Regions from separate parts of the Homo sapiens genome. Here region 1 is linked to region 2. The links are chromatin loops, found by intact Hi-C in ENCODE. Cell type or tissue: CD14-positive monocyte. All regions are shown on one strand. Links, peaks and the distances in the headings refer to the core of each region. The heading gives the core; the rest is flanking DNA. Region 1 overlaps HAAO (3-hydroxyanthranilate 3,4-dioxygenase). Region 2 has its middle 19 kb from the start of KCNG3.

Region 1 (6,228 bases), core at 792-5,791, 260 kb after region 2:
TGCCCCACATGGGAGATGGTCTTGAACCTGGCCCCCAGACACCAGGCCTGCTTGGAGCAGGGTTGGGGCCCATGAAACAGCCCCATCACCATGTGCTGAGCAGAGACCAGGACTTGGAGAGGAGGGCTGCCTGGGCTGCAGGCCTCCCTGTGCCCGCCGCTGCAACAGGTATTTGGGATCACACATGCCTGCCTTTCACGTGCAGTGCACCCGTGGTCCCTCTGATGTGTGCTCATGCGAAGGCATGCTCACCAGGGCACATGAGGGACGCATTTCCATCAGCTTCCCAGAGGGTGCCACCTCCCTTTCTCTGAGAGAGGTTATGAGTCTGGCCTCAGGAGGAGGAGGGGACAAGGAAGGTGAGGCTGAGGGCTCTCTGACATGCACCAGCCTGGAAGCACACAGCTACTGTGCAGGGCCGTGCTGCTGATGCCCTGGAGAGGGTGCATATTCATTAATGTAAACTGAAGCAGGTAAGAGCAGGGTATTGCAGAGGTGGGGTGCAGGGCTGAGTGGTACTGCTGTGACATGTGCGCATGTTCTCGCAGCCCTGTGTAAGCTCAGGACGTCCCTGGTACCCAAGAGCAGCAGGCCAGGCCTCTACGGGAAGCCTGTGGCCATGAGCATCCCTGCACAGATTGACTCATTCAAAGCCCATGGGATGTGCCAGTGGCAAGCCGTAAAGCACAAGTGAACACAGGTCTCCCTGCACCACTCTTGCCCTCCCAGCCTTGTTCCCACACGTGGTACAGAAACACCACTCTGGCCTGTCACTCCCCTGCTTCAATACTTTGGTGGAGGGCTGTTGTCTTTAGGACAAGTCCTCCCACCTTGCCTAGCCCAGCAGACCTACCAGGACCTGGGCCCTGCCTGCTGCTCCACAGTCCACCAGTCACACTTGTACCCCCACCCCCAAGCCCCGCCTCTGGCCAACTTCGGCTGCTCCCAGTGCCAGGCTGTTTCAAGCCTGAAACAGCTCATGCTCATGCTTCTCCCTCACCTAGAATGCTCTCTCCACCTCCCTTTCTTTCTTTTACAAACTCCTACACTAGCTTTAAAATGCAATGTGCATGTCACCTCCTCCAGGAAGCCTTCCTTGACTTCCCTTTCAGAGTGGGTTCCTCCTTTATCCTTCTATAGCTTCCTATAGCTTTTCTATCTGATACTTTATCACATGATTGTGGCAATTGTTGATTAACTTGTCCATCTCTTTAACAAACTATACATTCTTTAAGGTAGCAACTCTATCCTACTCTCCCACTAAAGCCTGAAACATAACAGGCATTTAATAAATGTGGAATGAAAGAAAGTCAGCCTTGTTTGAATCCCTCTCTCCACCCAACCCTCACTCCCAAACAACTCTCTCCCTTTTGGCTTCCAAGGGTGTGACTGGCTGAAGGTTCAGGAATTCCTAGCGAGGGGAAAACTGCAGACCCTCAGGAAGCTGCCAGTGAGTGGGGGAACCTCCAACTCTGAAAGTGAATTCAGATCATAAAATTGCTTGGGACCATGTAGCCTCCACAGACTTCACTCGGAGCAGAGCCATCGCCTTCTGCGTCAGGGAGGGAGCACAAAGGCCTATGCTCATGTCTACAACCTCTGAAATGTGTGTGTGTGTGTGTGTGTGTGTGTGTGTGTGTGAGTGTGTGTGTGAAAGAGAGAGAGAGAGAGGCAGTGAGAGAGAGACTGGTTCCCATTTTCCAGGGCTGCTGTGGGAGGATGCCCCGGATGCCCCAGGACTACATTACCTGGGTCTCATAGGTGTCCCCAAACAGGCTGAGTGGTGTGCCTGCCTGCAGCTCCCTGTGGTGGCTGTCCAGCCAGGCATCCAGGGACATGGGCTCCATGATGGATCGTGTGCTCAGAGGGAATGGTGGCTCCTTGAGCAGCTGGTCTGCACCCACAGCATGACTATAGTCGGTGTCCTCAGGACCCAGCCCACCCAGCCCCAGTGGGCCCAGTTCCCAGGGGCCCCAGGTCTCAATTGCCAGAACAGGCTCTGTATCCAGCTCAATGATCAAGCAGCCATGTGGGAGGTACCATTGGCTGCCATCTTCTTAGTACCTTGAGGACTGGGCAGAGTATTCAAAAAGAGACTCCCCGGTCCCCTGGACCAAAACCCATCCTATTTTGGAAGGGGAGGGAGGGAAGGAGAAGGGCAGTTCCCAGCGGCCTCACCAGGGATGGGCTTTCCTGTTCTGTACTGCTCAGAGCTGAAGAACCTGCAAGGACGAACAGGGAGGAGCAGGAGTGGCGAGCACTCCCATCGGAGTGGCCAGCGACACACACATACACCACACTCACGGTCAGGTGCAGGTGCCCACACACACTCATGGGGCTCTCACACAGCTGTGTGTCTGCCATCCTTTCCCTCCCAGCGGGGCTGCTGCTCCCCCCTCCCCCCGGCCTGGCAGTGGGCTCTCTGGGCCAGGATCTCCACCCTGGGAGGGGAGACTTTCTCCCAGGGCATCAGGTGCTGATGCAGAGCCCCAGGAAAGCAAGAGGCAGGGGCTGGGCTGGGGGCTCACTCCTGGATGATGGGGGCCAACTGCGTGCCGAGGTCCTTGCAGTAGAACCACTTCTCAAACAGAACGTCCATGGTGTCGCCCACATAGTACCTGCCAGAGCAGAGGACAGGCAACCCTGCTGTCCCCATCTGGGTGGCTTCAGGGCAGCCCCACTCAGGCCTGGCTCTGCTTGTAGAAGTCCCTGCAGAGCCCTGCTGTCTGCTCACCCCTGTTACACACCCTAGTGGTCACTGGTCACTTAACACCTTGCTCTTCAGAAGCACACGTGCGCCCCCTGAGAGGGCTACTATCCCGAGAATTCACACGGCTCTCTCCGGTTCCCAAAACTAGACCCAAACTGGTTCCCAAAACTAGACAAAGCAGATAGAACTCTGAGACTCACAGAAGCTGAGCAATTTGCCAAGGATTACACAGCCTGTAAGTGGCGGAAGCAGGCCAGTCTCAAGACAATCTTAAAAACTTAGAGAGCATCTAATCGCAGTTCTTTTGTTTTTCGCAAAGAGGAAGCTGAGGCTGAGCCTGAAACCAGGGCCAGTGGCTGGACGCTCTGCTGGCCTGCAGTGCTCTAGGCCTGAGTGCACGGACACTTAAGAAACCAACATGGCCGGGCGCAGTGGCTCACGCCTGTAATCCCAGCACTTTGGGAGGCTGAGACGGGTAGATTACTTGAGGTCAGGAGTTCAAGACCAGCCTGGCCAACATGGTGAAACCCTGTCTCTACTAAAAATAATAATAATAATAAATAAATACAAAAAATAGCCAGGCATAACAAAAGATAGAAAAAAAATAGCCAGGCATGCTGGCAGGGGACTGTAATCCCAGCTACTTGGGAGGCCGAGGCAGGAGAATTGCTTGAACCGGGAAGCGGAGGTTGCAGTGAGCCAAGATTGCACCGCCGCATTCCAGCCTGGGTGACAGAACAAGACTCTGTCTCAAAAGTAAATAAATAAGTAAAAAAAAAAAAAAAAAGAAGCCAACACGCAGAAGATGTCCCCCAGTTTAGGGGTTCTTCTTCTTTCAGGGTCATGATTGCCTTTGAGAGTTGGAGCAAAGTTTTGGACCTCTTTTCTGGGGTAAGGCCCATGTACATGTACATATAGCCTTCAGTAGACCCCTAAAGCCCACCCCAGCCCCCAGCCTGGCTCAGTGAGCTCCTCCCCCGGCCTGAGGAGCACCTGGCAGGCTGGGATGGGCCCCAGGCCCCTGTGGGTGCTGCACATGGTGGGTGCCAGGAACGCCTGTTAACTGAATGCCTAATGCCCAAGCCCAGCTCCTGGGCCCAGGCCAGCTCTGTCTGCTCTTAAAAGAGATGTGGTCCCGCTGGTGGGAGATGCTTTACAGACACACAGTGCATCCACCCACTTGGCAGCCTAAATCCTATCCTGGGATGGAGCTGGCCACCAGAAAGCTTCATAACTGGATGGCAGTGCCCTCCGGGAACTGCCTTTGGAGTGGCATTTTAATGTTGAGTCCCTGGCTTTTATTAAAGGTCAAAAGCAGCCAGATGAAATGTGTTATTGAATTTGCTGTAAAATGATATTGAGGACACCATCCTCTCCATCAGACTCACTATATTAAAGTCCCTTGTGACAAATTTTTTCTAGAAGATAAGACCACGTGTCTGTCTCTACAACAGACTGTTACACAGTAAATGATTATGCAGCCATTGTGTTTTTTGAAAAGATTTAATAGTGTAAGAAATACTCGGCCGAATGTGGTGGCTCACAACTGTAATCCCAGCACTTTGGGAGGCCGAGGTGGGTGGATCACCTGAGGTTGGCAGTTCGAGACCAGCCTGGCCAACATGGTGAAACCTCGTCTCTACTAAAAATACAAAAATTAGCCAGACATGGTGGTGCATGTCTGTAATCCCAGCTACTCAGGAGGCTGAGGCAGGAGGATTGCTTGAACCCGGGAGGCAGAGGTTGCAGTGAGCCGAGATTGTACCACTGCACTCCAGCCTGGGTGACAGAGCAAGACTCCATCTCAAAAAAAAAAAAAAAGAATACTCATGAGTTTCTTTTAAGTAAAAAAAGATATAGGTAAGCATAGAAATAAGACAAGATGGAAGTTTAGGTTTCATTAGGTTTCATTGGTGACAGGACAATTTTTTTTGTTTTCCCTTTTTTATTATTTTGTTTTCTTGAGATATAATTCACATACCATCAAATTTATCCTTTTAGTAACAAGTAATTTTAATTTTGTTCACTTTGCATTCCTGTACTTTTCCAGATTTTGAGAATGAATGTGTATGACTTTGATAATCAGAAAAACAACACGTATTTTAAAAATGCCTATTATAACAAAAGATGTAGGCCAAAGTATCCTGTTCCTGGTGACCTGATGGGAAACTTGAATTTTTTTTAGTTAAAAAATACAACAAATAATGATCACGCCACTGCATTCCAGCGTGGGTGATAGATAGAGTGAGCCCCCATATCAAAAAAAAAAAAAAAAAAAAACCCAACCAAACACTGTTGAGCTTTTGGAAAATCTATTTCCCTGAGCAATAGGTTGCTTCCTCCTTTCAGAGGAAAAGAATTGGGTGACTGATCAGAACCAAATGAGAACCCCGGCCATGGAATCAGAATGCTGACAGCGGGGCCTATTTTCTTCCCCTCTTTGGTGTTGACTCCCACTCCTCTCTATACTGTCCTGGCCCTAACTCCATATTTCTCTATAATGCCAGATCTAGCAAGTAACACTTTAGCAACTTTAACTTCTTTGTAATGATAACAGCACCTCCCCCATAGGATCGCTGGGAAGATTCAATGAATAAATACATGCAAAGACCTTAGCCAGGCATCTGGCACATAGCAAGTGCCATCCAGATGTCAGTGTGTGTTGTGGAATGAGCTGGGGTAGAGAAACAAGCCGAGGGAGGCACTGGCCGTGATTCTAAATTCTGGGGGGAAGCAGCAGTTCTGGCTGCACTGGGGGAGGTGGGTGTGACTTTGGAACCCCTCTGGCCCGCTTTCCACATCTCACCCCTCCCAGAAGACCTTGTGAAAGGAAAATATCTTGGGCCCCGAAATCACTAAATTAAGGGAAATGTCAAGCTGAGAACTGCTTAGGGCAAACCTACCCCCTATTTTTTTTTTTTTTTTTTTTTGAGACGGAGTCTCACTCTGTCACCCAGGCTGGAGCGCACTGGCGCGATCTTGGCTCACTGCAAGCTCTGTCTCCTGGGTTCATGCCATTCTCCTGCCCCAGCCTCCCAAGTAGCTGGGAATACAGGCGCCCGCCACCACGCCCGACTAATTTTTTGTATTTTTAGTAGAAATGGGGTTTCACCATGTTAGCCAGGATGGTCTCTCTCGATCTCCTGACCTCGTGATCCACCCGCCTCGGCCTCCCGAAGTGCTGGGATTACAAGCGTGTGCCACTGCGCCCGGCTACCTGCCCCCCATTGTATTCAAAGTGCCCCTCTGCTCACTGAGATAAATGCATATCTGATTGCCTCCTCTGGAGAGACTAATCGGAAACTCAAAAGAATGCAACCATTTGTCTCTTTTCTACCTATGACCTAGAAGCCCCCTCCCTGCTTTGAGTCATCCTGCTTTTGCTTTGAGTTGTCCTGCCTTTCCAGACTGAACCAATGTTCATCTTACATATGTTAATTGATGTCTCTTGTCCCCCTAAAATGTATAAAACCAAGCTGTGCTCTGACTCTCTTGGGCACACGTCAACAGGACCTCCT
Region 2 (6,228 bases), core at 678-5,677:
TGGGCGACACAGTGAGACCCTGTCGCAAAAAACAAAAACAAAACAAAAAAAAGTAAAATAAAGGAATAAATAAATATTACTGTTGATTTAAATGCTGTTCTCTGAGTGCTGAACTGGCTATATTAATGTATACATTATATAGTGAGGCTGGAATTGACCAACTTAGGAAATCTAGGCTTTTTCTGAAAAACCACTTCTGTTTTCTTAAATGGTTAGCATTCTGGTAGAGAAGGTCTTGGCACTGCTTTCCCCCCATACCTGCCGTGTCTGCCAGCTTCCCGTGTTTAAAAGCACTGCAGAGCTGGGCACAGTGGCTCATGCCTGTAATCCCAGCACTTTGGGGGGCCAAGGTGGATGGATCACTTGAGGTCAGGAGTTCAAGACCAGCCTGGCCAATATGGTGAAACTCCATCTCTACTAAAAATACAAAAATTAGCTGGGCATGGTGGCACAGGCCTGTAATCCCAGCTACTCGGGAGGGTGAGGCAGGAGAATCGCTTGAACCCAGGAGGCGGAGGTTGCAGTGAGCTGAGATTGCACCACTGCTCTCCAGCCTGGGCGACTCAGAAAAAAAAAAAAAAAAAAAAGCACAGCAGAAATCCTCGTTTAGCTGGCCCCAATCCTGGGTCAATGAGTACCCCTGTTATTCCTTACTCAGCAGATGCTTTAGTCAGAAAAGTTCTTGAGATCAGCTCCCATCATGTCTGGGTCCCCGCCTTCACCCCTTCTGTCCCTGGAGGAAGGAGAAAATGTGAAAGCAGACCAGGACCTACAAGGAGGGAACTGTTCACTATTGAATTGAACACTTCAAATGGGCAAATTGTGAATTATATCTTAATGACACTGTCATGAAACAAAAGAACTGCTTCTTTCCTGTAGTATCTTGGCTTAGAAACTATAGAAAATATGGGGAAAAAAATGTAGAGGGCTGTTGCCCTGGGGGTAGATTGACATCCCTGATATCCAACTGTTTGGGTGCTGGAGATCAGGGGAAGAAGCGTTCCAGCAAAGCAAGCCTTGAGCCCAGACAGGAAGGAAGTGGGAGAGCCAGGCAGAGAGAGGGGGATGCCCCCACTCTGACCCTTATCACATCACAGGACATATTCAAACAGCTGGGCAAGGATTCTGTTCGGAAGAAAAATCAAAGACACTTTCAAACTGAATGGAAGTTCCCCACTGTGTCCTATCCATTCTGCAAAGAGGAGAGCTCCCTTTACCAACATTAATGAACCAAAATTAACTAGTTTAGGAGTTAGCTTTCAAAAACACCTGCTGTTCTTACCCTTCTGTCCCTCTAACAATCTATTTCCCAACCCCACAATCCTAGCCCTCCTCCCACTATGTTCAGTGCTGCTATTTCTGCCTTAGAGGAAAGACTGGGACTGGGTTTGACTGAAGTGAAGTGTATGGCATTCCTGGAAATGATCTTCTCATTGTAGATGCAACCAAAATAGCATTGACTCCACACTTAATAATTGATATACTCTTCAACAGTAATTGCATTTTTCTCCAAAGTGCAGGATTTAAAATACTTTTTTTTTCTCTGGTTCTTAACTGGAGATAAAATGATTCAATTCTGGTGTGTGTGATCTCATTACCTTTCTACGTCAAAAAAAAAAAAAAACCTCAGGCATTTGCCTCAGTTTACTCTGAGATACATGTTCTCACAGGTTGCAAAAAATAATATTTTTGCCGGGCACAGTGGCTTATGCCTGTAACCCCAACACTTTGAGAGGCCAAGGTGGGTGGATCACTTGAGGTCAGGAGTTCAAGACCAGCTGGACCAACATGGTGACACCCTGTCTCTACTAAAAATACAAAATTAGCTGGGCATGGTGGTGCATGCCTGTAATCCCAGCTACTTGGGAGGCTGAGGCAGGAGAATCGCTTGAACCCAGGAGGCAGAGGTTGCAGTGAGCCAAGATCGCCCGTTGTACTCCAGCCTGGGCAACAAGAGTGAAACTCTGTCTCAAAATAAAATAAAATAAAATAGGCCAGGCGCGGTGGCTCACGCCTGTAATCCCAGCACTTTGGGAGGCTAAGGCGGGCGGATCACAACGTCAGGAGATTGAGACCATCCTAGCTAACACAGTGAAACCCCATCTCTACTAAAAATACAAAAATTAGCCCGGCGTCGTGGCGTGTGCCTGTAGTCCCAGCTGCTGGGGAGTCTGAAGCAGGAGAATGGCGTGAACCCGGGAGGCGGAGCTTGCAGTGAGCCGAGATTGCACCACTGCACTCCAGCCTGGGCGACAGAGCGAGACTCCATCTCAAAAAAAATAAATAAATAAATAAAATAAAATAAAAAATAATTATAATAATATTTTCTGTGGAAACCTGAGAAGTATAGCAATCTGGAAGACTGGGAGGGTTTTTTTCTTTTTCTTTTTCCTTTTTTTTTTGTTTTTGTTTTTGTTTTTATACTAGAGATCAACCTCAACTTGATGACTGGCAGTTTTTGAAAGGGATTTGGAGAAGATGCATTTAGGTTGGTGTGTAAGCCTGTCTCAGGCCTGAGTTTGAAAAAAGAGCCTATGGCTCAGCCAAAAATGATGAGAGATGAGTGCCCACTGGAGCTTTCCTAGTTTTTCGGGATTCCACTTCCAGTGCTGTAACTCCATGCTGCCATGTGGCCAAGCAACAGCAGGTCCTCTCCCCAGAAGAGAACCTTCCTCTGACTGCAGGAGTGTTGCCCTCTGCTTAACATTTGCTAGTACTCTATGTCTTCCAAGTAGGATTTTTCCTTTCCAGAGGAAAGTAATCACAAACAAAAATCTTTATAGCAAAGGACACTGAGAAGCTTTTTATCCCCTTTCACTAGCTTCTGTTGTGAGGGATGAAACTGAAAGGACAATTAGAACAAATGTCAGCGTAAATCTCCAAAGAAAGAAGAAAATAAGCTTACCAAGTTTCCTTTGATGATGCCAAGAAGACATTTTCTCCTCTAGATAACAGTGTGTATTTAATTTAGACCATGTCAAGGGATTAGAAAACACTCAACCACTGTACCAGTGGTCTACCTCAGTAACAACAGATACTTATGGAAAGGGAGAAATTGTATATAACTTCCATTGACTCGGCATTAGTTAAGACTTTCAATTTATAGTTCTTTGTGCTTTCACCCTAGTCACCAACTCAAGAATGACATTTATATTCTATATAAACATTCTGAGACATCCTCTACTTACAGGACCCTTAAGAAAACTCCAATTTTAATGGCACCAATCAAACCATCCATCAATTCTCCCAGACTGTGAAAATGCAAGGTCTACAGATAATTTTGCCACTTAATTTAAATCAGTCCCCATGGCATCCCCTATAAAAATGTTCACTCTGCCTTTACTTGCTAACTTGCTAAATAACCAACTGGGCATACGAGAGGCTAGTGTTTCTGGTTACCCATGCAGGGGAAACCCCATTTCATCTTTGTGTTGGCAAGCCCTTTGTTACATGTTTAAGTTACTTTTTGGATATTAAACTATAGTGATTTATTCTGCAAAACCTATTGTGGTTGGAGGGAGTGTGAGGGGAATGAAATGAGCATTACTTGGGATACTGGTCCCTGTTCAGGTTGGGACTGAGAAAGGATTCAGCAATCACTGGGGTGGGTAGGTCAGTCTTTTCAGTTTGACAAATATCCTTGGAACTTAAACAAAACAAAACACTTCCAGAGAGGACCACTAGGAGGTGCTGGGAAGAAAGGGCAATGACTTCACCCAGGAAAAGGGATAGACTCCAAGTGAAGAAGGAACAGACTCCGTGTTAAAGCCTCCTGGCCAATAGTGAGGCCACATCTAAACCTAGCGAGAGACCCAGCTCCATGGAATGGTATAACCAGGCTTATCAAGACCCTCAGAAGTAGTATTTGGCCAGCCACATAGGACAGAGAAAAGGGTAGAACTTCCAGGACAGAGAGAGACAAACACCAGGAGGGACATTTGGAAAACTAGACCCACTTGTCCTGAAGCCCAGAGTGCTGGACTCAGTGAGCCGGGAATGAGGGAGAACTTAAAGGGACAGGGAAGTGCAGGACTGCCACGCCTCCCAGGCTGGCCTGAGGGGCAAACGGGCTTACACCTAGGAAAGCCCTGGAAGGATTTCAGACTCCCATGAAATCCAGCAATGCTGGCCTCCCTCCACTACCTCAAATTGAGACAGACATGAGAGCTCAAAGAATCCCAAGTCTAGGCCAGGCACGGTGGCTCATGCCTGTAATCCTAGCACTCTGGGAGGCCAAGGTGAATGGATCACCTGAGGTCAGGAGTTCAAGACCAGCCTGGCCAACATAGTGAAACCCCATCTTTACTAAAAATGTAAAATTAGCTGAGCATGCTGGTGCGTGCCTGTGGTCCCACCTACTTGGGAGGCTGAGGCAGGAGAATCACTTGAACCTGGGAGGCAGAAGTTGGAGTGAGTCGAGATCGCGCCACTGCACTCCAAGCTGGGCGACGGAATGAGACTCCGTCTCAAAAAAAAACAACGAGAAAAGAATCCCAAGTCTGCAATATGAAAACTGGTCAAATAAGAGTTATCTAAGGAGAAGAAAATTGTGCTTTGTTAGCTCACTATTTATATGATGCTTGTAAAAAATACATATGCTTTTAAAATATTTTTCTTTCTTTTTGTGTGTATGTGGTTTTTTGTTTGTTTGTTTTGAGATAGAGTCTCACTTCATCACCCAGGCTGGAGTGCAGGGGCACTGTCTTGAGGCTCACTACAACCTCCACCTCCAGGATTCAAGCAATTATCCTGCCTCAGCCTCCTGAGTGGCTGGGATTACAGGCGCCCACCACCACATCCAGCTAATTTTTGTATTTTTAATACAGATGGGGTTTCACCATGTTGGCCAAGCTGCTCTCAAACTCTTGACCTCAAGCGATCTGCCCACCTCGGGCTCCTCCCAAAGTGCTGGGATTACAGGCATGAGCGCCCAGCCCCTTTTTTTTTTTTTTTTTTTTTTTTTGAGACAGGGTCTCACTGTTGTCCAGGCTGGAGTACAGCAGTGCAATTTTAAATCACTGCATCCTCATACTTATGGGATCAAATGATCCTCCCGCCTCAGCCTCCAGAGTAGCTGGGACTACAGGCATGCACCACCATGCCTGGTTAATTTGTTTTTATTTTTTATAGAGATGAGGTTGCCACTGTGTTGCCCAGGCTTGTATCAAACTCCTAGCCTCAAGCGATTGTCCTGCCTTGACCTCCCAAAGCGCTGGGATTACAGGCGTGACCCACTATGACCGGCCTAAACTTTTATATTTTTCTTTGGATATGTATGCCTGTGTTTATTTTATTTTATTTTATTTTATCTTATTTTATTTTAATTTTTTGAGACAGAGTCTCGCTCTGTTGTGCCCAGGCTGGAGTGCAGTGGTGCGATCTCGGCTCACTGCCAGCTCTGCCTCCCGGGTTCAAGCAATTCTCCTGCCTCAGCCTCCTGAGTAGCTGGGATTACAGGTGCCCACCACCACACCTGGCTAATTTTTGTATTTTTAGTAGAGACAGGGTTTCACCCTGTTGGCCAGGCTGGTCTCAAACTCCTGACATCAGGTGATCTGCCCACCTCAGCCTCCCAAAGTGCTGGGAATACAGGTGTGAGCCAGTGTGCCCAGCCTATTTTATTTTTTGAGATGGCATCTATGTTGTCCAAGCTAGTCTTGAACTCCTGGACTCAAACAATCCTCCCACCTCAACTTCCCGAGTAGCTGAGATTATAGGCATGTGCTGCTGCATGCAGCTTCTGTGTATTTTATTTTATTTTATTTTTTATTTTTTTGAGATGGATTCTCGCTCTCTCTCCCAGGCTAGAGTGCAGTGGTATGATCTTGGCTCACTACAACCTCTGCCTCCTAGGTTCAAGCGATTCTCCTGCCTCAGCCTTCTGAGTAGCTGGGATTACAGGTGTGCACCACCTCGCTCGGCTAATTTTTGTATTTTTAGTAGAGACAGGGTTTCACCATGTTGGTCAGGCTGGTCTCGAACTCCCGACCTCGTGATTCGCCCACCTCGGCCTCCCAAAGTGCTGGATTACAGGCGTGAACCACCGTGCCCAGTCGTTTCAGTGTTTATTTTATTTTATTTTGTTTTATTTTATGTATTTTTTTTTTTTTTGAGACAAGAGTCTCGCTCTGTCATTCCCAGGCTGGAGTGCAGTGGTGCGATCTCGGCTCACTGCCAGCTCTGCCTCCCGGGTTCACGCCATTCTCCTGCTTCAGCCTCCTGAGTAGC

What was found. A loop is a pair of places that touch in the nucleus more often than their neighbours do. Peaks named below come from ENCODE experiments on the same cell type or tissue, not always from the same donor. Only the 100,000 strongest peaks of a DNase experiment are listed, where the experiment ranks them.
Region 1: a loop joins it to region 2, with 3 times the contacts of the local background. A loop is called at or near these places in 2 of 110 quality-filtered maps.

Annotation. Positions count from the first base shown.
Region 1 is chr2:42,767,965-42,774,192 of GRCh38, forward strand. HAAO (3-hydroxyanthranilate 3,4-dioxygenase) reads right to left here. Exons shown (of 10, transcript NM_012205.3): 5 at 2,529-2,618; 6 at 2,179-2,222; 7 at 1,749-1,894. Among named protein-coding and RNA genes, the nearest start is that of OXER1, 6.9 kb to the left of the region's middle. RefSeq lists an enhancer at 1-359. In CD14-positive monocyte, for the core only: CTCF peaks have their summits at 2,785 and 2,985; DNase peaks (open chromatin) are centred at 2,767 and 3,047; H3K4me3 peaks cover 376 bases; H3K27ac peaks cover 834 bases.
Region 2 is chr2:42,509,745-42,515,972 of GRCh38, forward strand. It overlaps a transcript of MTA3 not described here. Among named protein-coding and RNA genes, the nearest start is that of KCNG3, 19 kb to the left of the region's middle. In CD14-positive monocyte, for the core only: CTCF peaks have their summits at 3,722 (motif pointing right) and 3,921; no DNase peak of the experiment used is centred there; H3K27me3 peaks cover 451 bases.